Regions from separate parts of the Homo sapiens genome. Here region 1 is linked to region 2. A link is an interaction called in ENCODE POLR2A ChIA-PET data of the cell type or tissue named here. Cell type or tissue: HepG2. All regions are shown on one strand. Links, peaks and the distances in the headings refer to the core of each region. The heading gives the core; the rest is flanking DNA.

Region 1 (16,608 bases), core at 6,535-11,534, 61 kb before region 2:
GTTCAACTTTAAAATTATGCAAAACTCTCCAGTGCTTACATGAATATATTCTCATTGAAAAGCCCTCTCTGAAATTTTAATGAAGTTCAAATGGCCCCAGAGAAATCTGCTCACTGATATTCCTTTTCAAGAGATTGCTTAGGAAAAAAAAAAATCTAGAAATAAGATGCTCAGGGGAGAAAACTTGCTTCCTTTGTAATTATTTTGTAATAGCACTATGAGTTTCACATATTTTAAAGAATTTGGCTTAAAATTACACTGAAATTCCACATGTACAGCAGGGAGTAAAAATTTAATACTCCTCTTGAAAAAGTCAACAGTGAATTGAACTTTAGGTCCAGTTTTTGTTACAAAATAACTGATAGTCAATACTACAATCTTTAACCCTGCTGGAAAAAAAGGGTGATTAATTACCTGAAAGGGCAATGCAAGTTATACAGATTTTTTTTTTTTTTTTTTTTTTGAGATGGAGTCTCTCTCTGTCGCCCAGGCTGGAGCGCAGTGGCACGATCTAGGCTCACTGCAACCTCCGCCTCCTGGGTTCAAGCAATTCTCTGTCTCAGCCTCCCAAGTAGCTGAGATTACAGGCGCCCACCACCACGCCCGGCTAATTTTTTTTTTTATTTTTAGTAGAGACAGGGTTTCACTATCTTGGCCAAGTTCATCTTGAACTCCTGACCTCGTGATCCACCCCCCTCAGCCTTCCAAAGTGCTGGGATTACAGGCGTGAGCCACCGTGCCCGGCCATACAGATTCTTCTTAATCAACAGGACACAGAAGAAAAAGAAGTCTCTCTTCATAACTGACTTTCCATCCTACAGAGCTACATGCATTGAGACTGGCACACATTCCACAATGCACCACGCTTTGGTATATCTGAGACAGTCAAAGGAAATATTAAAATGAATGAACAAATTAACAGTTCAAAACCAAAGCCCAAATCTTAGTTTGGGAATCAACATCTTCCCAATATTATTAATTTTTTATGGCGTTGTGGCACCTTATTGTTAGTTTGATTTTACAGTATCACAGTAAGTAACACTGAAAAGAAAATCACTACTTACTGATTATAAGCCTGGGGAAAATGAACCACAGTTCCTCATGGAAACAGTAAAACCTTTCGACATAAAATACAGCAAGTCTGGAGAATGAACAGTAGGTCTTGGGGCAGAAATAGCAAAAAGTGAGCAGTGAAAGTACCTTTTCCCCTTTCTCTGAGCTAAATGCCTACAACCTAAGTTCTTCCCACAGAAAATGCAATCTGAAGACAGATGTTGAACCTTGTCTTATTAGTGAAAGACACAGATAATGTAGATACACATATTAAAATCTTATTCTCTTCCAAAATATATTTATACAACTAAAGATAAAATTAGCCTTTCAAAAGCTTTCATGCATTACAAAATATTCTTGAATAATTTTTTACTATGTTTTTCCATAGCCTTACATCTTTCAAAATTTTATATTAAGTCCAGATTTCTTTGAGACAGGGTCTTGCTCTGTTGCCCAGGCCGGAATGCAGTGGTACAATCTCAGCTCTGCAGCATCAACCTCCTTGGCTCAAGCAATCCTCCCATCTCAGCCTCCTAAGCAGCTGGGACTATAGGCACACAGCACCACACGTGGCTACCTTTTAAATTTTCTTTGTAGAGATGGAGGTCTCACTATGTTGCCCAGGCTGGTCTCGAACTCCTGGCCATAAGAGATCTTCTCACCTCGGCCTCACAAAGTGCTGGGATTACAGGCATAAGCCACTGCATCTGGCCCCAAATTTTTAAAAATCCTCTTTAGGATGAAAAATGATCCCCTCTGAAATAAGTTTCCTATTTAGCTAATGAATGTTGAGTGCTATTCCAGATAAAAGCATGGAGAAAAACAGTTTCCATAAGGTAGTAAACACTAACGGTCCCTACGGCCTCGAGGGAGGGGGAGTACGCTACGAACATTCATAGAAATATGTTTCTTTAATAGATCTCAAACAACACTTTCAGGGTGGTCCATCTAAACATAGGTTGTGTTTAATATAAAATGACTGCAAGCAGAGCCTGTCAATGCAAGACACATTGCTACATCTGTCACATAAAATAGAAAAACAAGCTGTACAGCAGAGGACCTGTCCATGGACCTCCCAGGCTCAAGCGATCCTCCCGGCTTAGCCTCCTGAGTAGCTGGGACTACAGGCACATACCACCGTGCCTGGTTAATTTTTTAAGTTTTGTTGTTGTTGTTGTTGCTGTTGTTTAGACAGAGTCTCAATCTGTCGCCCAGGCTGTTGTGCAGTGGCGCAATCTCGGCTCACTGCAACCTCCACCTCCTGGGTTCAAGCGATTCTCCTGCCTCAGCCTCCCAAGTAGCTGAGATCACAGGCATGCACCACCACGCTCAGCTAATTTTTGTATTTTTAGTAGAGATGGGGTTTCACCATGTTGACCAGGCTGGTCTCGAACCCCTGATGACCTCAGGTGATCCACCCACCTCAGCCTCCCAAAATGCTAGGATTACAGGCGTGAGCCACCACACCTGGCCAGTTTTTAAAGTTTTTTGTAGAGACGACATCTCACTATATTGCCCAGGCTGGTCTTGAGCTCCTGGCCTCAAGAGATCCTGCTGCCTGGGCCTCCCAAAGTGCTGGGATTACAGGCATGAGCCACCATGCCTGGCCCCATTTTTCTAAAAAGAGAAGCTTGCATTCTAGTCCAGATGTGCAGGACACGACCCTGCAGAGAGGTGGTCTCTTCCATGTGCCTGTTGTGGAGTCCACCCCATCGTGTGCAACATGCCGTATTTAAGGGCCTTGCCCATCAAAATGCCCCACACTCCCCTGGAGGTGCTTCTCAAAAGCTTCTGGGCCCCCAGCACATGCCGTCCACCTCCCCAGAAGCTCTCAGGCTCGTCCTGCCAGCAGCACCCCAAGGACCCTAGAACTCTGCCCGCCACACCCACAGCCTTCTTGAAAACTCCACTTAGACCTCACCTCTGGCAGAAACCACCTCATTCCTGACTCTTCCCAGGGCCAGTTTTTGCATTCCTTGGCACTTAAGAATTTCGTTCACCCCATACGACAGTCCCTTAAGTTTGCCCACTGTCTACACTCTCTTCTTCGACTGCCATGTGCGCGTGCTGGATTCGAATCTTCGCTAGGGCGGGGATTCTGCCTTCTGCCTTCCTTCTCCTGAGTCACCCACCAGAGTCCTGCTGTGCATCTCAAACAGCAGCTTCAGATCTTGTAACTCCTAGGAAGTCCAGGGCAAAGCTCAATGCCGGATCGTAAAGGAATGCCAGGTTTCCGGGTTCTACTAAAGCCTCTTGGTTCTGTCCTTCCCCGAAAGCCCTTCCCTGAGGCCTTCCCATCCTAAGATGTTCACGATGAAAACGCACTAGAACACGACACAAAACCAACCCACTCTCTCAGGTGTTATTTGTCAGTATGGTGATCTCGTGTTGAAATCACTGAAATTCTCATCCTCTCCCGACCAGTGAGATGACGTCCGCAGGCGGACCACCTCTCTAGACTCCAGTCTTGCTGGTCAGATGATTTCTTTTCCTTTTCATCTCAGCTCTAATGTTTTCTTTTTCTACCCAAAGCCCCAGACCATCCACCAACAAAGTATCTGGTACAGTTTCTCATAATGCTGTCAACTTGTCATAGAATGCAACCATCCTTCTCTGTTTGCCTGCCCCCAGTGCCCTGCACCTCCCTTCTTCTCTCAGAACAGCTGCCAGCAGGGAACAAAGTCAGGTTTCAATAAACTGGGAGCATCGCCGCATCCTCCCTTCCTGCCTGGGAAGGCCACTCCAACCGTCACCATCACCACGCAGGCAAGACTCCCACCAAGGCCAAAGCAGCTTGAGTTTCAAGGCCAGCACTCGCTGACCCCTCCAAGGCCTCAGATCTAATCATTCATTCGTCATCGCGTGTTCCTTTTCCAAAAGTCCCAAAAAACGTGCGTCTACCCTGAATCGGTTGTGCTAATAACTCATGCTTTAAGCAGCACAAGGCCCCAGCCACTGGCCACAGGCGTCCCTGGCCAAGGGTGACCCCGTGCAAGGGTAGAAGAGATGATCAAGGCCCCTCCAGTCCACAGGGCTAAAGGAAAGGGAGCTAAAGCCACCTCCCCTCCTGCCTCCTTCCCTCCTTGTGGAGGGATCACCACGGATATCACCTGCTCACTTCACTCTCGCTCTCTGGAGAAGAGAGGTAGCCGTCTTCCTGATGAAGTTACCTGCCCAGGTGTCTTTGGGCCCCTCCTCCTTCACCTGCTGGGAGGCAAACAATAGCAGCCCTTTCTCTCTCCTCTAGCACAGTCTGGACCAGCAGCCCCACCAGCAAGTCCAGGTGGGGCTCCCCGCTTGGAGCCAGAGAGTCACCTGCTCCCCAGAAGTCTCACCTGAGCACCCCCTCCCCGCTCATCTCCTCCGGGAGCAGCCCTTCAATAACCAATGCCACCCGCCACTCAGTGGCCCAGCCAGAAACCCAAGGGACCACCTCTCCCCACTGCCCCCAGGCCACTTGGTGCCTGCCATCCCTGCCTGAGGCCTGCTGGAGTCTCTAACAGCACTGCCTAATCCGGACCTCAGCCCCACTCATGCTGGAGATCAGTTCTTCAGCTCCAGCCATGTCTCCTCCCCCTCCACCCCTCACACCACTTAAAATGATTCCACAGTGTAGAAATCGTATGAAACAGCTAAAAATGCTGGATAAAATATAAACAACATCTTTGTCAACGCACTGCTGATCAAGCAAAACAGTAAGGAAACTCAGGCCCAAAGAGCTCCAATTGCAAGCACGCAATAAAGGGGCAGTGGAGCCAGTGTTTGCCCTGAGGGCCTTGGCTGAACCTGGATGTGGGCTCCAGTTTTTATGATGGGATGAGGGAGAGAAAACACAACCAGGGTCGGTCCAGGGTAGAGAACCTAATAGGAGACAGCTGCGTAAACCGGCACTTGTTCCCTTGGGGCTCCTTTCTCCATAGGGTAAGTATCTTAAGTGTTCAATATACTGAATGCTGGTGTTATTTCCCCACAACTGCAGTAAATCTTCAAAAATATGCTGAAAGTAGTCTGTAGATACATTAACCCATAAGGAAGTCCAATTCCCTGTGAGTTTTAACAGGTAAGACCCCATCCATACCACTAATCAGACTTTCCCAGGCAGGAAGTTGGGTTTTTCTCTAAAACAACAAAGGTAACGCATGCTAAGTGGGTTAGTTATTTTGCTACCTCAAGTACAGCTGGCCCTTGAACAATGTGGGGGTTGGCGCACAGACCCCCTCCACAGTCAAAAATCTGAGTAGAACTTTTGACTCCCCCAAAAATTAACTACTCATAGCCTATTGTTGACCTTATCAGTAACATAGCCAGTCAATGATATGGTTTGGCTGTGTCCCCACCCAAATCTCATCTCGAATTGTAGTTCCCATACTTCCCACATGTCCTGGGAAGGACTTGGTGGGAGGTAACTGAATCATGGGGGCAGGTCTTTCCTATGCTGTTCTCATGACAGTGAATAAGTCTCAGGAGATCAGATAGTTTTATAAAGGGGAGTTTCCCTGCACACTCTCTCTTTGCCTGCCACCACGTAAGACATGCCTTTCTCCTCCTTTGCCTTCTGCCATGATTGTGAGGCCTCCCCACCCATGTGGAACTGCGAGTCCAATAACCCTCTTTTTTTAATAAATTACCCAGTCTCAGATATGTCTTTATTAGCACCATGAGAACGGAATACAGTCGATTAACACATAATTTGTATGTGTATTATTACTGTATTCTTACAAAAAAGCTACAGACAAGAAAATGTTATTAAGAAAATCTGTTTACTAAGTGGAAGTGGATCATCATAAGGGTTCATCCTCAACAGCGTCACCTCAAGTGGGCTGAGGAGGAAGAGGAGGGGTTGGTCTTGCTGTCTCAAGGGCAGCAGAGACATCTGCATGAAAACCTGTTTCGCAGATATGCTTTCTCCTCTATGATTTTCCTGATGGCATCTGGGAACTCATCTACTGCCTCTTAGTCGGGAGAAGCTGCTTCTCCTGTCATCTTAACATTTTTTAAGTCAAACCTTTTTCTAAAATTATCAAACCATGCTTTTGCTGGCATGACATTCTCCAGCTTTAGATCCTTCACCTTCCTTTTGCCTTAAGTTTTCACTTTCCCCAAATCATATTATTAGAGTCTATAGGTATGACTTTCTTAGAGCAAGCCTGCACTCACATAAAAGCTGCATTTTCAATACAAGATAAAACAGCATTTCGCAAAAAGCACAAGGTTTTCAGACCTGCTGATGTAGCCATAGCGACCACTTGACTAATTTTTCTTTCTTTCTTTAAAAAAAAAATGGTCCTTATGCTAGATTCATTTATCTTGAAATGGTGGGCAACTGAAGCTGCAGTCCTCAATCTATGCTACATATCAAGCAATTCAACTTTTTCTTGTAATGACATGACTTTTCTCTGCTTCCTGAGAGCACTTCCAGAATCAATGGTGCCACTTCATACGGGTCCCATAGTGTCATTCAAAGTTTACAGTATTGCACTAAATGTGATGAAAAAATACGCAAGAACCACGAGTGATCACTTTTTACTGAGATAAGCAATTTAGTGGAGATGAACCGCTCATGACGGAGATGATCCACATTTGAAGCAGATACTAAAAACACTTGAGTTCACTGCAACAGCAACAGGAAGTGGCTATGAGACTGGGACAGTAGTATAGTGTTACTACAGTTAATTTCATGCAGTCATGATTTAATGCTGCATCTTTACATTTGTTTACATTTCTCTCAACTGCAATCGGTGCCACATACAGTCCGTCAGCGTTTGTGTAAGTTTTGATAAATTTTAACTTTTTTTTTTTTTTGAGACGGAGTTTCGATCTTGTTGCCCAGGCTGGAGTACAATGGCGTGATCTCAGCTCACTCCAACCTCCGCATCCCAGGTTCAAGCGATTCTCCTGCCTCAGCCTCCCGAGTACCTGGGATTATAGGCACCCACCACCATGCCCGGCAAATTTTGTATTTTTAGTAGAGATGGGTTTTCGCCATGTTGGTCAGGCTGGTCTTGAACTCCTGACTTCAAGTGATCCACCTGCCTCAGCCTCCCAAAATGCTGGGATTACAGACATGAGCCACACGCGCCCGGCCTAAATTTTAACGTTTTCTTTTTTTCCCCCTGAGACAGAGTCTTGCTCTGTTGCCCAGGCTGGAGTGCAATGGCGCAGTCTTGGCTCATGGCAGCCTCCACCTCCTGGGTTTAAGTGATTCTTCTGCCTCAGCCTCCGGAGTAGCTGGGATTACAGGCGTGTGCCACCACGCCTGGCGAATTTATTTTTGTATTTTTAGTAGAGATGGGGTTTCACCAAGTTGGCCAGGCTGGTCTCAAACTCCTGACCTCGTGACCCACCTGCCTTGGCTTCCCAAAGTACTAACATTACAGGCGTGAGCCACCACGCCTGGCAAATTTTAACTTTCTGTAATAGATCTGTGTTCATTTTATGGTAGTAAATGATAAAATAGACTACCAACATATATTTTATATATTCATGACATATCTCACTTTCTTAATTTTTTTATTTCTTGGCTATGAGGTTCATCTGTTTTTTTCAAATTGTCACATACCTCCAAAAAATTTTCCAATATATTTATTTTTAAAACTCTGCATAACATTGGACTTGAGAAGTTCAAACCTGTGTTGTTCAATGGCCAACTGTATTATTTTAGAAATGCACGTAGGAGATGTTGGCAACGTCTATGCATTTTCCGTGCAAGCTAAGGAAGGCTCTGAGCAGGTATCATATTACTAGATTTATGGCCTTACATGGTTTTAATTAAATCGTGTTTGGAAGCATAGTTCTTTTTCGTAAGTTTTCATACAGGTGCTGCTTAGATGGAGAGCTCCATATCTTCACAAAATCACTTTTTCCCGGCTACAAATCAAGGTTTTTGAAGAAGAAAAAATGCCATGTGATGAGGGTTATTTATGGTAAAGCAAAGGTTCATCCCTCTTTGTTCTAAAAACGGGCCTAGAAAAGAAGCCAGTCACAAAAGGCCACATATAGGATGATTCCAATTATATGAGTTTCGGAAGGCCGAGGCGGGCAGATCACCTGAGGTCGGGAGTTCGAGACCAGCCTGACAAACATGGAGAAACCCCTTTTCTACTAAAAATACAAAAATTAGTTGTGTGTAGTGGGACATGCCTGTAATCCCAGCTACTCTGGAGGCTGAGGCAGGGGAATTGCTTTAACCCAGGAGGCGGAGGTTGCCGTGAGCCGAGATCACACCATTACATTCCAGCCTGGGCAACAAGAGCGAAACTCTGTCTCAGGGAAAAAAAAAAAAAAAGACAGAGGTGAATTGTACGGTTTATGAATGATACGGAATAAACCAGTGTATAAAATGAGCCTAGATGGTTGGCAGGGGCTGGGGGACGGGGAAATGGGGGCTGTTTAATGTATCTAGAGTTTCAGTTTTAAAAAGGAAAGAGCTCTGGAGCTCTGATGCATAGCAACGTGAATATACTTATTAACACTAGTGAAACGTGTACTTAAAAATGATTAAGATGGTGAGCTTTATGACATCCCACCCACTCTAAGCTATCGGTCAAATGTTCCATTCCTACCTAGAGTATCCCACACCCGGGCATCACTCCGCTGTGGAGAGAGGGAGTTTCCCCCTCTGTCTCCGATACCTGTGTAGCTCCTTTTATCACCTCCCCAGGAGATTTCTTTATATTTGAAACATCAGGCATAATGGAATTCTAGGCATGATATCAGACATAAATCACTTTAGAATTTCTTCTCAGTGCCTTCAAGTCACTTGTGGCTTTTTTGAGACTTTTGATTTGTGTTAGAATATTACCCTCGATTCCCTGGGGCCCACAGCCTTGGGCACTGTGATGAAACTTATGTGGCTCTGGGGGTATTGCCTGGGGAGGACCACACTAAGTTCTCTGTAAAACTGATGAAGGTGTTCAGGGGTGTAAAAATGCCAAGCAGCTCCACCACAGCCATCAAAGAAGCCAGAAGGTGGGGTACACACAAGGACTCAGACATAAAAATCTCGCCAGCACTGTCACTGCCATCAAGGTCAGGAGAGACCCAAACTACCTACTTTTTATTACTCAATGAGGGATATGGGAAGAAATCTAGTTAGCTCTGTTTATCCTCTAAAGAAAATTTATTTTGATTGATATCACTGGAATTAAAAGATGTTACTAACCCCTGGCTTAAAAGGCATTATTACAAATCCAGTGTTTCTAAGAGAATATTAAAAATGGAGAAGTTGGGAGTGTTTCAGAGTCTTTCGGTCCTATGTGGAAAGATGGGCTTGGCGGCACCTGTCAGCTCAATTTGCTTTCTCAGAATGGAGGCTGTTGTGTCATATTTAGATAGACAGCCAAAGAAATACTACAGAATCTCTGAGCTTCCTCTTCAGCTGCTTGTCCATACATTCATTTATTTCTCTTTTTGTTTCCTGCTTGTCAATACTTCTAACTTAAGAGCAAGCAAACATATTTCAGGTTTAATTTTATGGAACAAACACTCTGCTTGTGAATTGTCCACAATATTTCCATAATAACTAACACACTATCACTCCATCAGGTTTCACTACACAAAGTATTGTGAAACGGAGGTGGAAATTTTTTCCAGGTGTTTAGACAAGTATTTAATGAAGCTGAAGCAATATGTTCTTTGAGCATTTAAAAATATTTGAGATTAATTTCACCAGATGATTTCTTAATCAGTAAACTGGCTTAGATAAGAAAAAGTCAGAATATTATTAATGAACCTAATGCTCTCTCATGTTTGAGATCAGCCAACAGGCCACTTACTTATACCCTACTTGCCTTAAGGAGTATGAAAGAAGTCCAGCTTTCTTAGTCTAACTGGTAGTTTCCAACAACTGAACCTCCCATCCATCTAAGAACAAGGAACAAGAATGAAGGTGAGGTGAGAGGAAGCCCCTGGGTAACATCCAGACACTCTGAGGATGCCAGCAAGCCAGGGCCAGAGTCCTTGAAGAAAACGCTGACCTGCACAGTGGGTAAAACTGCAGGACTCGGCCAGAATGCTGACGCTCAGTCAGTCCTGATGAAATAAAATGAAAGCTTAGAAGCGTACTGACTTGGTGGCAAATGTCAACTTTTTCCTGATTGGAGAAGAAACCCTCAGAGTTGGAGGCAGACGCATTCATACACATCAAGAAAAGATGTGGGATGGTAATTTCCTCTTTTTCCATTTCTGACTTGTAAAGGAAATACATGAAGCGAGTCCTTGCGGAATGGACCCGACAGCCTGAACCTTTCTGAGATGAGCAGGGCGCTCTTTCAGGGGAAAATCCGAGCCTCCTGCACTGGCAGAAGTCACCAAATCAGTTAGCATGGGTCATAAAAAGTCAGAATCCCATGTCATTCCTTGGACCACAATTTTTTAAGTTTGAAAGGAAGTGAAAATGCTCCTTAGGAACTCACACCTTCTGAATTGAATTGAGCAGTACGTGATTTCCAGAGCTTTTCAGTTTCCCCCTGAGAATTCAAATTTCTTCACATGCATAGAAGCTTGGAGGACTTGTAATAACATTTAAACACAATTTCCTCTTCATGGTACCCGTGGACAAGTTTCAGCTGGGGAACCCTCCTGGCCCCACCCTGGGGCTTGTCTATCTAATGAGTGTATTTGGGGGAAGGAGCTGGGACTCCTTGGCTGAGTTCTTTCCCCTCTCCTGTAACTTCTACCTGCTCACCGAGAGCACACATTCTGGAGAGTTCTCACGTGGGGGAGCCTGTGGCTTCCCAGTCTGCACACCAGTGACTGAGTGTCTAATTCAGGGCATAGTTAACCAGCCTGGCTGACAGGCATCAAGGTCCAGCATTCATCAGTAACAGGGTGGACACTGTGACTAGCCATGGATATCATGCCTCTTTCTTAATTAGTTCTGAACTCAGGAGAGGAAGATGTTATTTATTAACACCACTCCCTCTTAACATTAGACAACACCTTTGTTTTAACAGAGAATTCTATACAAATGGAAAAAGTGAGATGGTCTGGATGAGATGCTCTGCCAAGCTGTCAACCATCCATGCCTTGGAAAAACCTACCCACTGAGCTGGATAGTTACCCCCAGGCAAGTGCTCGCTTACAGCCTCAAAGCCTGAGGGCCTGGGGCCCAGAAGAACACACCAGCCTGCAGACAAAGGCCCTTGAACTTCTGAGCCTCCTAAATGACAACAGATACCATGAAAGGCCTTCACAGGGTCCTCACTTGATCTTCTGTCAATAGGGAAACCATTAGAGATTGATTTCTGGGAAAAATCAGACAGTAGTATTGAAATCATCATTCACTCAATATGAAGTTTCAAACCGCAGCTTTCTCAGAACAGATATCTAGGCATACCTTGGAGATACTATGAGTTTGGTTCCAGACCACCGCAATAAAGCAAATATTTCAATAAAATGAGTCACACAAATTTTTTGGTTTCCCAGTGCATAAAAAAAATGTTTACACCATACTGTAGTCTAGTAAGTGTGCAACAGCATGTCTTTAAAAACAGTGTGCATACCTTAAAAATACTTTATTGCTAAAAAATGCTAACACAGAGACATGAAATAAGCACATGCTGTTGGAAAAATGGGGCCAATAGACATGCGAAATGCAGAATTGCCACCAACCTTCAACTTGTAAAAAACGCAATATCTGCAAAGGCAAATAAAGCAAAGAGCAATAAGATGAGGCATGCCTGGAATCTGTAAGGAGATGATCTTTGCATACATTATTAACTAGGCACATTGGTGCCCATTTATGAAATCTACACTCCTAGCATGAAAATCTGAAAACTACTTCTGACAGAAATCTTTTCCTATAAATACCAGCAGTTCTCCTTCAAAACAAAAGTAAATAAAATCTGAAGTGACTGTATACCAAACTGTAGTTTACATGGTGGTAAAGTGAGACTAAGTGAATTAAAAACAACAGGCCCCTAAAGATTCATTAGTTAAGCAAAAAAAAAAAAAAAAAAAAACCAACCAAACAAAAAAAGCCGGGCACGGTGGCTCATGCCTGTAATCCCAGCACTTTGGGAGGCCAAAGTGGGCAGATCGCCTGAGGTCAGAAGTTCAAGACCAGCCTGGCTAACATGGCGAAACCCCATCTTTACTAAAAATACAAAGAAATTAGCTGGGCGTGGTGACGAGTACCTGTAATCCCAGCTACTTGGGAGGCTGAGGCAGGAAAATCACTTGAACCTGGGAGGCAGAGGTTGCAGTAAGCCAAGATTGTGCCATTGCACTCAAGCCTGGGCCACAAGAGCAAAACTCCATCTCAAAAAAATTAAATAAAAATAAAGCAAAAGGGCAAATTTTAAAGAGGATATTTTATTCTCTATGAGGAAAAAAAGTACTCTAGTCCCTTTGTAAATCTGAACTCCAAAACAGAAATGAGGCCGGGTGTGGTGGCTCACCAACACTTTCGGAGGCCAAGGCAGACAGATCACCTTAAGTCAGGAGTTTGAGACCAGCCTGGCCAACATGGTGGAACCCTGTCTCTACTAAAAATACAAAAAATTAGCCGGGCATGGCGGCAGGCACCAGTAATGCCAGCTACTTGGGAAGCTGAGGCAGGAGAATCACTTGGTCCCAGAAGGCGGAGGTTGCAGTGAGCCAAGATTATGCCACTGCACTCCAGCTTGGGCAGTAGAGCGAGCCTCTGTCTCAAATAAAATAAAATAAAATAAAATAAGAAATAGAAAATAGAAATGAATGACAACATAGCATCTACATGGAAAGCGTGCACTGCCCTGTAAAACTGCTTGACTGCTTCTGCTTTCCTTGACTGCCACTAAGCTTGTCCAGAGTATTTTTTTTTTACATCCTCTGTTCTCCCTAGCTCCAGAGCTTAAGAATTTATTTTCTGTGTCCTCCGTCCAAATATCAGCTTGGCCGAAGCAGTATCTTGGGGTTATCCTTGCACCCAGGCTTGTCATTGTGAACTGCTAAACCATTCCCTGCTGATATGATTTGGCTGTGTCCCCACCCAAATCTCACCTTGAACTGTAATAATCCCCATGTATCAAGGACAGGGCTAGGTGGAGATAACTGAATTATGGGGGGGGCAGTTCCCCCCTTACTGTTCTCGTGGTAGTGAATAAGTCTCACGAGATCTGATGGTTTTATAAAGGGCAACTCCCCCGTACACTTTCTCTTGTCTGCCGCCATGTAAGATGTGCCTTTGCTCCTCCTTCACCTTCTGCCATGAGTGTGAGGCCTTCCCAACCTGTGAGTCCATTAAACCTCTTTCCTTTATAAATTACCCAGTCTCTGGTATATCTTTATTATCAGCATGAGAACAGACTAATACACCTGCTAACTGCATGGCTTACTGACAAATTAGAGGCTGTTTCTGCATGCATCTCCTTTACCCGTAGATCCTTCCTCTTTGAGACTCGTTATGCCCATCACAGCAGTGTTTCCCAAGGCACAGAAAGTGAGGAACACGCACCATGTATAATATATTCTGGTTTTATTAAAAAAAAGCAGAAAAAAGACAAATGGGGTGACTGCCTAGGTCACAGTAATTCATGTCCACACTCTTTGACCATGGTGAGCTGCCCAGGGACCTCACAACAAGCCCACTTCTCTGCTGACATTAACCAGAGTCACTTACTGTTGCTTACAATGCAAAGGTTCTTAATTGAGAACATAGATAAAAGAAAACAACTGCAAAGACATAATCTAAATCATCAATGCTTTTGTTTGGTTGACTGATGGAAGCTTTTATTTCTTTAACCATTTATGCATTTTCTCAATTTGCTACAATAAACATAGATTGCACTGGGGTGAATACTAAGGAACTCGGAGGGTTAGGGTTAATTTCTGTGAAAGACCAAATATGTTTCTCTGGTTCTCACTAAAGCCTATAATGTGTTCAAAGATGCCAAAACCTCTTATACTCAAAGTTGTAATGTTAACATGTAATTATTAAAATTACCTATAACAGGCTCACAGACAATGACAAATTTTTTTCAATAATGCCCAAATAAGTCTCTCTTGGGTGAGGGGAGGGGAGTGCCCACTTCTCTAAAGCAAGTAAGAGGCAATGTCTCATTTATCCTACGGTACTAGGCACGACCAGTGACCATCAGGCTGCCTGCTAGGAAATGTCGTTTATACCATCACAACTTGATTTTAAACAACACTTGCTTTCTGAGTATTTCTTCAACACTCATACAATAAATCTGTGTATTGTCTACCTTTTATTTTTATTTCATATTCTTAACCCATAACAGCCAATACAGTAGAGAGAGGCGTAGTAACTCAAGTGAGATACTGCAAGCCCCATGGCTTTCCACCAGGGTTGCTGACATGACCTTTGTAGTTTTTATTATATGCTATGCTGTGTAACCCTTATCCACTAAAAACAAAAAAAAGAACTGAAGCTTGGGAAACAAAGCAAGATGCCATCTTTATTAAAAAAAAAAAAAAAAGAAATAAAGTATATAATAATCATCTAAAAATTCGCTGGTGGAGAGTGGTCCCAGCTAAACAGGAGGCTGGGGTGGGAGGACCGCTTGAGCCCAGGTGGTTGAGGCTGCAGTGAGCCATGACGGCACCACTGCACTTGCTCTAGCCTGGGCAACAGAGAGACCCTGTCTCCAAAAAAAAAAAAGAAATCTGAGATTATGTTATTAATGTATATATGTCCTGTCCCTGTTATAAAAGTTAATAATATTTTACATTGTTACTCAGAGGCCTCATGTTGTAAATAAAATATAAATAGAAAAGGTTTCATAATGGGGAAATTTACCCAAATGCTACCCTTTTATTAAAACATAACTTTTAAATTTCTTGCAAAAAAATCCCACACTGCAAGTTTCCAAATGCTACAACACAACAGCACAAACACCATTCTTGATGTGTTCTATCTTCATCTTCACTGCTAGCTGAATCTTTGCAAAGAAATGTGGGGAAATGTGGGTAGAAGGGTAAATAGAAAATGTGTCACTAGCGAGGAATTAACTAGAGCAAGGTCCACATGCTATGTCTTGGCAGCTCTCTGCTTGGAATGTCATATGTTATTCAAAAAACAATATTTAATTGCAGGATCTGCATGTCTAGAGCAGCAGGGAGATGCTACTTGGCTTGCTTGCTCAAAGATAAGTTTTATACAAATATTAAAAGATTCTGTAATCTTGTATTTGTTAAAAAGAATAACAAATTCCTATTTCTGAGGTTATGAGAATCTTATTACTCAACTGGTCAGTGCATATAGCAACTACTAGAAAATAAAGAACATCTAATCCCTTTAGTAACTTCAGTATCATTTTAACATTCTATATCTTTGCAATGTGTTTTCAATCATCGGATAGCCTAGAAACCAAGCAAATCATGCAAGAAGAGGTGAACCAATCCTTAGAATTAGGTAATCTGCAGAAGATCCCGTAAGTGGATCAATGAACAGAAAAAAAAAGTTCCATTAACTTTTTACTCCTGGTATGTGCAAGAAACACTCTGGCAACCGGGGAAATCCCAGAGAAGCCAGTCACAGCCTTAAAGGGTCTGATGGATCTGTAAGGCGAGATCCATAAAATGGTAACTAACGATATACTATACAAACAATAGATAACCGCCAAATGATGCGATGAATGGTAGGGAAACTTGAATTTTAAACTTCAATCAGCTGGGGCTAATTTAACTAGTTTCCAAATCACATTGCTGCTCTGTGGCATTTTTTTTTTTAATTGTGATTTAAAAAAACAGGTAACATGGGGTTTACCATTTTAGCCATTTTTCCTTTTTCTTTTTATTTTTTGAGACTGATTTTCACTCTTGTTGCCCAGGCTGAAGTGCAATGGCACGATCTTGGCTCACGGCAGCCTCCGCCTCCTGGGTTCAAGCAATTCTCCTGACTCAGCCTCCCCAGTAGCTGGGATTACAGGCGCCCGCCACCATGCCCAGCTAATTCTTTGTATTTTTAGTAGAGACAGGGTTTCACCATGTTGGTCAGACTAGTCTCAAACTCCTGACTTCAGGTGATCCACCCGCCCTGGCCTCCCAAAGTGCTGGGATTACAGGCATGAGCCACCACGCCCGGCCCATTTTAGCCATTTTTAAGTGCACATTCAGTAGTGCTAGGTATATTCGCATTGTTGTGAAAAAGATCTCCCAATGTTTTCATCTGGCAAAACAAACTCTGTACCCATTAGACAGCTCCCATTTCTGCCTTCCCACAGCAACCACCATTCTACTGTTTCTATTTATGTACCCCATATTAGTAGAATCATATAGTATTTTTCTTTTTGTAACTGGCTTATTTCACTTAGCATAATGTTCTCAAGGTTCATCTATGTTGTGGCATATGGCAGGATTTCCTTCCTTTTTAAGACTGAATAGTACACCATTTTGCACGTATATAACACACTTTGCTTCTCCATTTATCCAAGGATGGATGTTTGGGATCCTTCTACCTCCTGGCTAGCGTGAACAGTACTGCTATGAACATGGGTGTTCAATTATCTCGACGAGATCCTGCTTTCAATCTGGGCATGCCCCCAAAGGAGGATTGCTGGATCATACAGCAACTCTATTTTACATTTCTTTAGAACTGCCATAATATTTTCT
Region 2 (14,482 bases), core at 123-5,122:
CAAAGAACTGATGGCGAAACTGCAAAAGCTTCAGGCTGCAGAAGGTGGGGGCAAGTCCCATTTCACAGAAGACCCCCATGAGTGTCCAATTCCCATGGCTTAGGTTTCCCATAATTCTCACATTTAAATAAATTTTTTTGTTCTTTTAGGAAAAAAGAGATAAGAAAGACTCAAGTCTGTATGTACACTGGGGAGAAGCAGCCTGTTGAGTAAGATGAGAGAGATGACAGTCTTCCTGCAATCCCATGCCTGAGTATGTAACCAAAAGAATTGAAATCCGGATCTCAAAGAGGTATGTGCACTCCCATGTTCACTGCAGAATTATTTGCAAAAGCCAAGAGGTGTAAACAACCCAAGTGTCCATGGATGGATGAATGGACAAACAAAATGCGATACACACACACAATGGAATGCTATTAAGCCTTAACGGGAAGGAAATCCTTTTAAAGATTTAAACTGATCCTTTTAAGGATCACATGCTACAACTAGAATGAACCTTGAAGACGACACTGCTAAGTGAAATAAACTAGTCACAAAATGACCAATACGCTGTATGATTTTTCACTAATATAAGGTATCTAGAGTTGTCAAAATTACATAAAAAGTCGAATGGTGGTTGTCAGGGGTTAGGAAGAGCGGGAGTGGGGAGCTGTTGTTTAATGGGTACAGAGCTTGAGTTTTGCTAAATGAAAAAGTTATAAAGCTCTGTTACACATCAATATATATATACCTAATATGAGTGAACACTTAAAAATGGTTAAGGGTACATTTTATGTTTTGTACTATAATTAATTTTTTTTTTCAAAAAAGCTAAAAAGAGATATCAGAAAAGGAAGAAATGATGGAACCAAGACCGGGAGGGAGTGGAGAGGATGGGGTTCAAGAGTTACCAAAACAGCAAATAAAGGATATCAGTTAAGAACCAAGGAGGGGAGGAGTTGACAGAAGAATATCCACGCTGAAGTTTGGATTTGATTTTGTTTGGCTGATGTTAACATCCTCTCCCTTAAAATGGCAATGTATTCCTCTCCCAAGACAAACACCAACAGATCCACGCTGAGTTCCTCACAGCTGATGAGTTCCTTACAAGGAACTGACACAGATTATGTAAATTTTCATAAGAGCCTATCTCATATATCAACTTTGGCTGTGAATTCCTTGAAGACTGAAACCATGTCTCACATACTTCCTGTTTTTTAATGGCCAACAGGTAGCTCAATAAAAAGTCAGTTAGTGAAAAGTCAGTCAAACCAAGCTACCTAGCAGTCGGCTATGCAAGCAACTGCGGCAGAGCGAACTTCGGCAAAACTTTCCACGTGATTTTGACCTTGAACCACACCCATCGACCCACCCACCACCATGGCCAGGTTGCAGACAAAAGCAGAGCCGTGGTTGAGGGCACAGACCCAGGAGCGAGATAGGATTCAAGTCATGGTTCTACCAGTTACAGCTGCGTGACCTTGGGTATGTTACTTTACCTCTCTGTGCCTCAGTTTCCTCATACATAGTAGTATCTCACAGGGTTGTTTTGAAGCAAAAATTAACATATTTAGAACAGTGCCTGACATACAGTATGTGCTATCAACATATCGATTATTGTAATTCAAGCAGGGAAAATGGCAGCTTGATAGTCGACAAGGCAGACAGTTCAAGTGCCCCATAAAAGTGAGCCATTTATTCTGGCATTTCACATAGAGCTTTCTCTAAGAATTGTCCTTGCCAAAGCTAACAACACAAAGCTTGTGTACAATGACTTACTGGGCCCTACCCCTAAGTCCGTCCGTTTTTGTCAGTTCTGTCAAAGGGCTATTTTATTCACTTTCAAGCCTTCCAAAAACATTTGGAATCTGCACAAAAGAAGAAATATGAAACTTTCAGGCACTCCGAAGCAGAAACTCTAAGCTCTGGCTCCAGGATTTTTCTCCCAAGGCTCACTCGAGTTTCTTTACAATGCTTCATGTATGTCCCTTCCTAGACACTGGACTCAGCTACGCTCGTGAACCTTGTCAACAAGTGCTCCAAGTCACCAACCTTTTGAAAACATTCCAAATATGCACTAAGATATATAGTTCTTATTCCATTTTTAAAATGACAGAATAAGGTTCATAATCAATCATTTGCAAAATTAAGCAGAAAGGCGATCACTAGTAAGCGTTGCCGAATTTGGCAATTTGGTTTACTAACATAGAGTGGGTAAACAAAATCTGCTAGCATTTTGGCCGATTTCCTTCCAGTCTTTTTTCTGTGTATTTTTCATATTAATGTATGAAATAAACATTCTGGAGTTGGAAGGAAGAAGCAAGCAGGACTGCAGGGAGTGCACACATTCCTTGGGAGCTGAGTCCTTCCCATCACCACGCTCTAAGGTCACAACGCTGGAGCGACCCCTCAGACTTTTGCTGAAACAGCTCAGAACAGGGATGAGGACAGTCCCCCATCAGCACTGCACCACCTTACACAGCACCCTGCTGGGGAAGTGAAGAGCAGTGTGGGGCCAGCTGGCTTTCAAAGTTAGCACCGTGGTTACCGGCACTTTATCCTGTCTGGACCAGGTCCCACCACATCACACCCCAACCCCTATCTTTCCGGTCAAAAGAACACATCAGCCAGGCTGCAGTTAAGCAACAACTGACTTGACCTTTTTTCTGTTCACTGAAGGCACACGTAATGGTCAATAAGTCCTTCGGAATCAACATGAGCAACATGAGAAAAATCTGGCAAAACCAAACAATGCTTTGATGTTTTCATTAATTTGCATGGACTTATGGAGGCAGCTCCATTCCCTCTCCCCATGACTGCCAGTTTCTGGTTAGGCCTTCTGAAATCCTGAAAATGCCTCACAGGCCTGCATTCCAAGGTCACAAACCCCTAGGATTCCAAAGACTCCAGGAGAGGCAAAAACCTAGAGCACATGAAAATCAAAACCTGAAAACACTGTACCCAGATTGATTAATATCCTGAAATACACAAAATTCCTTCTAAGGAGTTTTTATAAGTACCACCTAAAATTGAAGAAAACAGGGACATTTTGCTGTTGACTTTTTCTGTGTGCCAACTGCCCATAAAAATTCCTCTCCTGTTTTGCAAGGACAGAACTCTCAAGAACAAATGACCTAATTAAACCTGAGATTTCCTGGCTGAGAGCTATGTATAAAGCTGAAATGCACTGAAATGATGCTGAATTTGAAAAGAGCTCTATGCCAAACTGATTCGGTTTGCCTTTTTTATTCTACATACCCAGTGCTGGAGCTAAAAAACACGAGATTGATAGATATCCTTAACTACTATTATTTATGAAGCAACCAGAATGCGTATTTCCCCACTTATCTACTGCACATTTTTCAAAATGTGATTATACCACACTACAAATGCATCTTTTTGGCACATTTCATTGGTCTGCCTTTGCTACTGGGTTGTTGCCAGTGCAGTACAATAACGTGGATCTGCTGTCTCTCATCCTAGCTTTCAGAAACGTGTAAAGTTATCTCATACTCTCCTTGGGCTCTAGACTCCCACCCCCACTGATTTGCACAGATGTTCAAGGAGAAAGAATTCTTTCTTCCTTTAAACGAATGTCAAGGGCCTGGCAAAATCCTGTACTAAGAAATGCAGAAGTCAGCACTCTTGAAAAGCTGGTTATTAGCTCACTTCCTTCTCTCTCCAGCTTCTCCACTTCCAAAAAATAAATATGAAAACTATAACACTTGCCCAAGGTCTAAAAGAAACCAGGAAGCGGGCAGGTTAAGGGCTAACAGGTAACTTTTCTCTGCTTCTGTCTGTTGAATGTTAAGGAACTGTTCGTTTCATAGCCGAGCATTTTAAGGGTGCTATGCTAGAGGCAGCTCTGTGATTTTCATTCTTTGGCTACAACCCCTGGGGAGGTGAGGTCATGAGGAAATTCCAAGGGGGTCAAGGAGACCAGAAACCTAGCTGGTCACATAACTGCTCAGTGGCACTGCCGGAGACCAGCCCCAGCCCCCGTGCCAACCCCCATGACGCCCTATTTTCAGAGCCTTGCTGATCCTGCCAGTTTCTCCTGCCTTCCAAGCACTCTGGGCCGACAGCCACCGAGACATCCCTGAGCAGCAGAAATGAAATCAGTCACCACACCCTGGTGTCCGCAGGACTCCCACTGAGAAAAGTCTCATTCACGGCTAATCAGAACTAGAATTCTCATACTTTTCCCCACCCCGCCCAACAAACAGCAGAGCACAGATAAAGAACGGCCGGATTTCCATGGCCCTGCATTATCGGTGACATCTTCTCTTTGTTACCATCCAGAAGAGAACTGCTGCACTGACAGGAGGCAGGCAGACACCCCCAGAGCGCCACAACACCTGCAGCCAGAGACCTAATGCAAAACAAAACCAAACCTCAGGCTGAATGTGATTTTCTGTGTGATAGGGAAGAAAATGAGATAGAGAAATGTGACCGAGCGCGTGTGCAGATACGTTCAGGGGCACAAGTCTGAATGGTCAACTCAAAAATGTCATTCACACTCTCAGACGAGTTCAGAGGCTACCTCATTGGTGGGGAGGAGGACTTTAAGCAAATCATATAAATTAGACTAATCTGTGAATATCTGACTGAATCTGCACCCTTAGAAAATAAAAATTTTGCATATTTTTTAACAATGTAGCTCTGGTATGATTACTGCTATTACAGTAAATTTTTAAATCATGTTATGTTATACCTTGGTAAAATAAAATGGACTTCCAGTTGAACATGGCAGATTAACCACATGCCTGTATCAACACCAAAAATCCTACAAAAATGCCAGTAAATATACTTTAAGAGGACTATAGCAGCAGGAACAAGAGCAGATAAAACATTCTACTGACTTTTGGGTGACAGAAAGCAAGAGAGAGGTCTGTGATGATTTGTATCATAAGTGATGCTCAGAGAATTCCAACAAAATAGTCCAAAGCCCAGGAGGCTCATGCTGAATGGGAGGGGGAAGGGCGTGGGAAACAAGAGGGTGTAAGTCACTATACGAAGAGGCTAGACCTTTGCACCCAGGGACCCTCTCCCACCTACCCAAACCCCAAAGAAGTTTATTACCCAAGGACATTGAACCAGGAAAATTAGAAACTCACATACGCCAGGCACAATGACGAAGAGGGTGTGTGTAATTCAGGGCTGAAAATGAGGCACGAGGTGTTGGGAATTGAGGAAGAATCAGTCTACTTACTGTACCAGGAAACCTCCACAGTCCCCTTCTTCCATCCTGCTTCCAGAATAGCTTATCCAGGTTTATTCCAGGCAGGGCTGGTAGAATTATTCTCAGGACCATCTCAATGAGCACATATACTGATATTTGAGGATTTCCTTTGACAAAAATGACCAGTTGCTGCTTCATCATTTTAAAGAAAAATCAACAATTGACAAGCCCCATCCATGTGCACAAAAATTCCAACCTGATTTTAAGTGCCTTGGATCAGCCAAAGATCAGTACGCATTCAAGAAAAGCCTGCAAAATGAAAGTCACATCCAAAACAAAGAAGAGGAAAAAAACCTTCTAAAAACATGTAGATGGCCGGGCGCGGTGGCTCACACCTGTAATTCCAGCACTTTGGGAGGCCGAGGTGGGCAGATCACTTGAGATCAGGAGTTCGAGACCAGCCTGACCAACATGGTAAAACCCTGTCTCTACTAAAAATACAATGATTAGACCAGGTGCGGTGGCTCACACCTGTAATCCCAGCATTTTGGGAGGCTGAGGTGGGCAGATCACAAGGTCAGGAGATAGAGACCATCCTGGCTAACACGGTGAAACCCCATCTCTACTAAAAATACAAAAAATTAGCCGGGCGTGGTGGCACACACCTGTAGTCCCAGCTACTCAGGAGGTCGAGGCAGGAGAATTGCTTGAACCCGGGAGGTGGAGGCTGCAGTGAGCCGAGATCGCGCCATTGCACTCCAGCCTGGGTGACAGAGCAAGACTCTGTCTCAACAAATAAACAAACAAACAAAAATTAGCCAGGCATGGTGGCGCATGCCTGTAATCCTAGCTGCTTGGGAGGCTGAGGTGGGAAGATTGCTTGAACACGGGAGGCAGAGGTTGCAATGATCTGAGATCGCGCCACTGCACTCCAGCCTGGGTGACAGAGTAAGACTCTGTATCAAAAACAAAAAAAATGCAGACATTCTAGGGAGCAGAAGAAAATGTTTTAAAATCTAGACTATTCCCCAAGAGAATAAGAATCTCTTCCAAAATACAAGAAGAGTTGCTATGGAAAAAAGGCCAATAGCTCCCCAAAATTGATAATATGGATAATTGAAAGTTTTATTTCTATATTAGTTTATAAAGATTAATTTGAAGAGATCTCATAGAAAGTAAGGCAAAACATAACTACATGGAAAATTTTAAAGGTAGGAAAGTAGAGAATCTTCCTAAAGCCCTAATAATCAAATAATATGAAGTTTTTTTAGAAGAATTTTTTTTTGAAAACTTAGGAAATATCTCAGACTGATGGACAATGGTCTCCAGACTAAATGGAGAAAGCAAAATACCCAGCATAATTTTAAAAGGATCTACACCGAAGTACATGACAGAAGTTGTGACACTTTAAAATCTTAAGATTCTAAAATGTTCCAGGGAGAAAAAGAAAAAATTAAATCATATCCAAAATATGTTAGAAGACAACGGAGCAATGTCTTCAAAATTTCAAGGATAGTAGTTTCCATTTTTAACTCTGTATGTAGTAAAATTATCAAGGAAATCTAAGCATGCCTTAAAGTTTCTTGTTGTTGTTCTTTCAAGAGACGAGACAAGGTCTTGCCCTGTTTCCCAGGCTGGTCTTGAACTCCTGGCCTCAAGCAATCCTCCCACCTCAGCCTTCCAAGTAGCTGGAATTACAAGCATGCACCACTGCATCCAGCAAAGATATTTTCACATGTTAAAGATTCAAAAGAAATGTAGCTTCTTTACCTTTCTGAGAAAGCTACGGGTGTATGTGTTCTACCAAAACAATGCAGTAAATCATGAAATGAGATGATACGGAATCCAGAAAAGAGCGTGTCCAAGAAAGAAGAAGGGTAAAGGAAAGCCCCTGAATGATGGTTGTGAACTACGCCTAGAGTACAACCCATTCAGATAGAAGCTGAAGGATGGGGGTGCTACAGAAGGTGAAGCACCAGGAAAAAGGATGATGGGGGAACTGAATGGCTATATATGGCTTAGAGATCAGTACAAATTAGTTGAAAGAAAACTGATAGGTCGGTTCAAGTTATTAGCAATGGATACGTAGAAAAATCAAACAAATTTTAAAAAATGAATTATCTTAACAACAAAAAAAAACAGTTTTTGAAGAAAACTATCATAGGGCATTATCTGGCTCAGCAGTGAACAAGTCCACACAGTCATAATGATATACACACCAACATTGAGTTAAACAAAGACTGCACTGCAAACCACATTGGGTGAGTCCAGCGGGGGTTGAGAGCTGATCCCCCCTGCCCACAGCAGGAAGTACAGGACACCTGAACATTTCAACTACTTCTTAAACAGCCTCTCAGCTCAAGATCCTGTTTTCTGATCTTCTAACAAATCCACAAGGTCTCAAAGCATTTATCACTCCAATCACTTTGGGAAGGGCTCTACCAGAATGAAGGGGGAAAAAAAACACAGAAATCAGAAGATAAGCTCCAGGAAACAAATTTCAAGAAAGAGAAGCAAAGGGGATCATCAGGGTCATGGGGAGATCCCTGAAGCTGTCCAGGACAAAGATCCTACATCAGGTGATAGAGGCAAGGGGAACCCCCCCAGTAGATTACAGTAGGGGAGACCCCAGGACGCTGACCAGGCCAGTGAGAAACCTGGCCCAGTCTGAAGACTTCTGGACAAGGATCTCTCAAGGATGAAACAGGATATCTAATGATCTGATTAATCTGAAGAGACTAAAAGTCGATTTAGACAACAGGTGAGAGTTTCAGAATTAATTAGATACATATGTGGAAAATGAAGCAAAGGAAAAGCAAGATAACCATTGACTCCACAGGAAACAAAACTCAGCGATAAAGGAAAATTAGTTATGGTATATACATGAGCCACAAAGCTTATGATGCAGTTTAGCTGTCAATAGTGATAGTAGAGTCTATTACAACAGCATGGCACCAAAACTTTTTTATTTATTTATTTTATTTTTTTTTTTTGAGATGGAGTCTCACTCTGTCACCCAGGCTGGAGTGCAGTGGCACGATCTTGGCTCACTGCAAGCTCCACCTCCCGGGTTCACACCATTCTCCCACCTCAGCCTCCCAAGTAGCTGGGACTACAGGCACCCGCCACCACGCCTGGCTAATTTTTTCTATTTTTAGTAGAGACGGGGTTTCACCGTGTTAGCCAGGATGGTCTCGATCTCCTGACCTCGTGATCCACCCACCTCGGCCTCCCAAAGTGCTGGGATTACAGGCGTGAGCCACCGCACCCGGCCAGCATGGCACCAAATCTAATCTATTGGAAGGCTCTTTATTCGTGTATAGCTGTGCATCATTACTACTGATTATTATTAGAAAAATAAAATTAGATCCCAATATTACTTGAGTCAATGTAGACTTTTTTAAATGAATCATAAAGTTCTAGAAGACAACATAAGATTTTTTAAAACTGTTTGCGGCCAGGCGCAGTGGCTCATGCTTGTAATCCTAGCACTTTGGGAGGCTGAGGCGGGCGGATCATTTGAGGTCAGAAGTTCGCGACCAGCCTGGCCAACATGGTGAAACCCTAGCTCTACTAAAAATACAAAAATTAGCTGGGCGTGGTGGTCGACACCTATAATCTCAGCTACAAGGGAAGCTGAGGCAGGAGAATCACTTGAACCAGGGAGGCAGAGGCTGCATTGAGCTGAGATCGCGCCACTGCACTCCAGCCTGGGTGACAGAGTGAGAGTGAGACTGTTTCCAAAAAAAAAAAAAAAAAGTAAAACTGTTCTCAAATTGCAGATCTCTCTAAGCATGACCTAAATGCTACATGCCATAAGGGAAAAAAACTAAAAAAGTGCAAAGCCAAAAGCAAACTAGGAAAAAGTACTTGAATTACATATTATAAAGGGCTGATTTTCTCCATATACAAAGGAACGCCTATAAATCAATTAAGAATTCTCCATATATAAAGGAAGTCCTATAAATCAATAAGAAAAATATTTGCAACCTCCTAGAAAATTGGCCAAGGGACAGGAACAGGGAGTAGAAGGATGGTCAAGAAAATACCAATGGCTTGTCGAGTTGTCAACGTTTGAAAATGTATTCAACCACAACGAGTAGTAAGAAAAGTGCAAAATGACAATTAAGAAAAACTGGACCGGGTGTGGTGGCACATGCCTGTAATCCCAGAACTTTGGGAGGCCGAGGCAGGCAGATTGCCTGAGCCCAAAAGTTCAAGATCAGCCTGGGACACATGGCAAAACCCAATTTCTACTAAAAATACAAAAAAATTAAGTCAGGTGTGGTAGTGCACGCCTATAGTCTCAGCTTCTTAGGAGGCTGAGGTAGGACGATCCCTTGAGCCCAGGGAGGTCAAGTCTGCAGTGAACCATGATCACGACACTGCACTTCAGCCACAGTGACAGAACGAGACCCTGTTTCAAAAAAAAAAAAAAAAGAAAGAAAAACTGGCATCTCACTGATCAGATTAGGACAGGTGAAAATATTTGCCATCACTGTAGGTTTCCGGTTTGGGAAAAACAGCCTCAACACAGTGATTAAGAGCCAACAGCAGATCCAGATTGTGTGGGTTCAAATCTCTGCTCTGCTACTTGAGGTGAACCTTGGGCAAGTTACTTCATCTCTCCTGCCTCAGTTTCCTCATCAGCAAAACTGTGATAATAATAATACCTCTCCCCTACAGGTAGCTTTGGGGATTAAACAAGTTAATATTTGTAAAACATTTGATATAGTTTCTAGCACAAAGTAAGCACTATATGCAAGTTCATAAAACGAATGAACGGTTATAAGGTTGTAAGCCATGGAGGGCAATATGGCAATATCTATGTATATTAAAAACAAATACAGCCTTTGACCACTGATCCTACTAGGATTTTATACTTCAGGTATCACCCATCTTCAGTGTGGTGTCATTTAGACCAGCAAAATATTCAGAACAACCTAGATGTCTATTGACAGGGAAAATTTTACAGATTATTTAATGGTACCCTCTGTTTATATGCCGATAAAAAGAATGAGGCCAATCTGTATGTACTAATATGAAACCATCTTCGGAGTGTATTAAACTGAAGAGAACAAGCACAACACCATATTTAGGGTATGCTACTATTCATGCTAAATGTCTATGCATAAAAGACTTCTGGGCTGGGCGCAGTGGCTCACACCTGTAATCCCAGCACTTTGGGAGGCCAAGGCAGGTGGATCACCTGAGATCAGGAGGTCGAGACGAGCCTGGCCAACATGGCAAAACCCCACCTCTACTAAAAATACAAAAAAATTAGCCAGGCGTGGTGGTGTGCACCTGTAATCTCAGCTACTCTGGAGGCTGAGGCAGTAGAATTGCTTGAACCTGGGAAGCAGAGGTTTCAGTGACCCGAGATCGCACCACTGTACTCCAGCCTGCATGACAGAGTGAGACAAAAAAAAAAAAAAAAAAAAAAAAAAAAAAAAACCCCTTCTGGAAGGGTTTTTTTTTTTTTTTTAATGATGAGAGATTATCATATTAAGGTCTTACCAGGTTTGTTTTAATGGGAAAAAATTACTAATGATGCTGAAGTGTTGGGAAAAGTCTTTTTTAAATAGAGTAAACTTTCCCCTGTAAATTTTCATTATTTGTGTAACAAACTTTTTCCCACGGCCTTCTGTTAAAACAAACTTTAGACTGACAAAGGGTCAACTGTCCTGAACTCTGAATTGGTGGGGTTTAAAAATCAATGCATGTCCACCTTTGGGCACAGAGGAGCACTCACAATATCTTCAATAGTTACAATCTGCCTCAAAACACTGACATTTCTCCTCAAAAACTGTTTCATTTCTTTTAATATCAGCATAACATGCCAAGTTACAGTATGATTTTAAATTACTTAAAGGATAAAGAAGAATGAGACCAACGAAGCAATCATCACATCATTCACTTTGGACAATTTTTTTTTTTTTTTTTTTTTTTTGAGACAGAGTCTGGCTTTGTCACCCAGGCTGGAGTGCAATGGCTCAATCTCGGCTCACTGCAACCTCCACCTCCCAGGTTCAAGTGATTCTCTTGCCTCAGCCTCCAGAGTAGCTGGGATTACAGGTGTGTACCACCACACTCAGCTAATTTTTGTATTTTTAGTAAAGACAGGGTTTTGCCATGCTGCCCAGGCTGGTCTTGAACTCCCGACCTCAAGTGATCCACCCACCTCGGCTTCCCAAAGGGCTGGGATTACAGTCATGCACCAACACGCTCAGCTAATTTTTGTATTTTTAGTAGGGATGGGATTTCACCGTGTTGGCCAGGCTGGTCTCGAACTCCTGACCTCAAGTGATCCACCCGCCTCGGCCTCCCAAAGTGCTGGGTTTATAGGTGTGAGCCACTGCGGCCGACCCACTTGGGACAATTCTAACTGACAAACCTCTCAACCTGCCAGACCATGGCTCTATTTTGGAGATCTTCCCCTTTCACACATATTTACACATTAGATGGTGGAGGAGGAAGCCAGAACAACAATGAAGAATGCTATGTAATTCCTAAAACAATTAAGAATATCAGCTTGTTTTGTATTAAACAAAAATCTAAGTTCTCTGAAAGACACCTCTCATTGGGTTCACAGCAGTAGGTAAAGATGCATACAAATGAAGGCCACAGATGTGTTGCTTTGTTGTTTAATCAAATACAAATCAAAAGAATCTTAAGCCAAGGGATTCAATTAGAAAGAATTAAAAGGCTTTTGAGCATAAACCTACCAAGAGCAACCCAGACTCTCTGACTCTTTCAAACTAGAACTAAAATGTCCTAGTTTCAGACTAGAACTAAAATGTCCTTTCCCACATTCTCAAGAGTTCCTGAAATGCTGCCCTGTGGCTGTCAGGTAAACAGTCCAGATGTTCCGTCACCCGCCATATGGTGAAAACAAACGCCACGCCCCCAAAACGGACCAAGGTGGCCCGCAAATTAACAAATGGAGGCAAACTATCCATATGCCAATTTCCTGGGCCTTTCTGTCCTTCGTTTCCTGCACAATCTTACATGCTATTAGGTAAACTCTTCATTAAAAGTAAGGCATTCACAGGACTTAGTGCCAACAGGATTATTCATGGAGGTACAGTCAAGCAATCCAGCAATTAGAATTAAGCTAAAGAAGGATAATCTTGAAGTGTTTAGAAAAGGTCATGCTGGCCGGGTGCAGTGGCTCATGCCTGTAATCCCAGCACTTTGGGAGGCTGAGGCGGGCGGATAACCTGAGGTCAGGAGTTCAAGACCAGCCTGGCCAACATGGTGAAACCTCGTCTCTATTAAAAATACAAAAATTAGCTGGGCGTGGTGGCGGGTGCCTGTCATCCCAGCTACTGGGGAGGCTGAGGCAGGAGAATCACTTGAATCTAGGAGGCAGAGGTTGCAGTGAGCTGAGATCGCGCCACTGCACTCCAGCCTGGGCGACAAGAGCGAAACTCCGTCTCAAAAAAAAAAAAGAAAAGGCCATGCTAAGTTTAATTTATAAGCCACCACTGGATGATACCATACTACCAAGTAAGTATTTTTGATTGCTGGAACCTGGGAGGCAGAGGTTGCAGTGAGTCTAGATCACGCCACTGCACTCCAGCCCGGGTGACAGAGTGAGATCCCATCTCAAAAAAAAAAAACACCAACAAATAAGGATTTGATTTGATTTTCCTAAATGGCTATTTGGGATTTGAAGGGGAGGGGCAATTTTTTGTTTTTAATTTTTAACTTTTATTTTAGGTTCAGGGTACACGTGCAGGTTTGTTATATAGGTAAACTCATGTCACAGGGGTTTAACAGAAGGTACTAAGCCTAGTACCCAACAGTTACTTTTCCTGCTCCTCCCCCTCCTGCCACCCTTCTCCAAGTAGGCCCCAGTGTCTGTTGTTCCCCTCTGTGTGTCCATCAGTTCTCTTCATTTAGCGCCCACTTATAAGTGACAACATGCGGTATTTGCTTTTCTGTTCCTGCGTTAGTTTGCTAAGGACAATGGCTTCCAGTTCCATCTATGTTCCTGCAAAGATGATTTTGTTCTTTTTTATGGTTGCATAGTATTCCGTGGTATATATGTACCACATTTTATTTATTCAATCTGTCATTGATGGGAATTTAGGTTGCTTCCATGTGTTTTCTATTGTGAATGGTGCTGCAATGAACATTCACGTGCCTATGTCCTTATGGTAGAATGACTTATATTTTGGGGGGTATATATCCAGTAATGAGATTGCTCAGTTGAATGGTAGTTCTGTTTTTTGCTCTCTGAGAAATCGCCACACTGCTTTCCACAACGGTTGAACTAATTTACACTCTCACGAACAGTGCATAGGCATTCCTTATTCTCCGCAACCTCGCCAGCAACCTAAATGGGTATTTGTTTTTAAGATCTTGTAGCTCCTGACTTGCAAGGCGCCTCAGCCACTCCTAGAACATTGTTAGAGCATCTCTAACTTTACCAGAGACTAACAGGCCTGGACATGAGAGAGACAGAAACAATCTAGAAGTCAAAGGTAGATGAAGGGTAAAGTAGATAAATAGTGTCTGAAGACTAAGATCATAAATAAATGTATATCTGCCACCCATTTGTGACTATAAGTTCAAGGCTTTTACAGACCATGGGGGCCAAACAGCTGGTGAGGTCAGCCCAGGTTTGAGAGGTTCAAGGTAAGTTTATCCAGAAACCCCAAGAGGGGTTTCTTCAACAAAGATTTAATGAGCACCTACTACAGGCCATGCCCCGAGCTAGGAATAGCGGCACAAACGCAAACAAAATAAGCCAGAATTGTTGGTACACAAGGAAAAGATTCTCTTCTGCACATCGATGAGAAGGCAAACCTTGTCAGTTCTTGCCTACCCACCACCTTAGAAATCTGTCCTATGCCACTTAGAAACTCCACACTTGTACGCAGGCATGGCACACAGGAGTATTAACTGATTCATCTCACTTTAGGTGTCTCCCCTGACACTTAAGACTTTTCTGGAAACATTCCCGCTACAGTTCTATTTTCTAACCCATGAAGAACACTTTTAATAGAAAGTGAATCCCAAACCCCCTCCTCCAAGTGCCAGTGAGAAAAAAGTCAAATGATAAAAGAAAGAGACAGGAAGAGCCAGGCACAGTGGCTGGCCTGTAATCCCAGCACTTTGGGAGGCTAAGAGGAGAGGACTGCTTGAGGTCATTTTGAGACCAGCCTGGGGAAGATAGCAAGACTTCTGTCTCTACAAAAAAATTCCAAAAATTAGCCAGAAGTGGCAGACCACATCTGTAGTCCCAGCTACTTAAGAGGCTGAGGTGGGTGGATCACTTGGGCCTAGGAGGTTGAGGCTGCAGTGAGCTAAGAT

The links. Peaks named below come from ENCODE experiments on the same cell type or tissue, not always from the same donor. Only the 100,000 strongest peaks of a DNase experiment are listed, where the experiment ranks them.
Region 1: POLR2A ChIA-PET joins it to region 2 with 5 read pairs; 6 of 35 experiments call an interaction of 5 or more read pairs at or near these places.

The regions. Positions count from the first base shown.
Region 1 is chr13:98,227,552-98,244,159 of GRCh38, reverse strand. All of the region lies in intron 2 of FARP1 (FERM, ARH/RhoGEF and pleckstrin domain protein 1), which reads right to left. Among named protein-coding and RNA genes, the nearest start is that of MIR3170, 27 kb to the right of the region's middle. In HepG2, for the core only: no CTCF peak of the experiment used is centred there; no DNase peak of the experiment used is centred there.
Region 2 is chr13:98,161,844-98,176,325 of GRCh38, reverse strand. The region is part of intron 1 of FARP1 (FERM, ARH/RhoGEF and pleckstrin domain protein 1); the gene reads right to left. It overlaps RNF113B (ring finger protein 113B), which reads left to right. Exons shown (of 2, transcript NM_178861.5): 1 at 1-44; 2 at 150-541. The coding sequence ends at 163. Among named protein-coding and RNA genes, the nearest start is that of RNF113B, 8.2 kb to the left of the region's middle. RefSeq lists a silencer at 2,517-2,811. In HepG2, for the core only: no CTCF peak of the experiment used is centred there; a DNase peak (open chromatin) is centred at 2,665.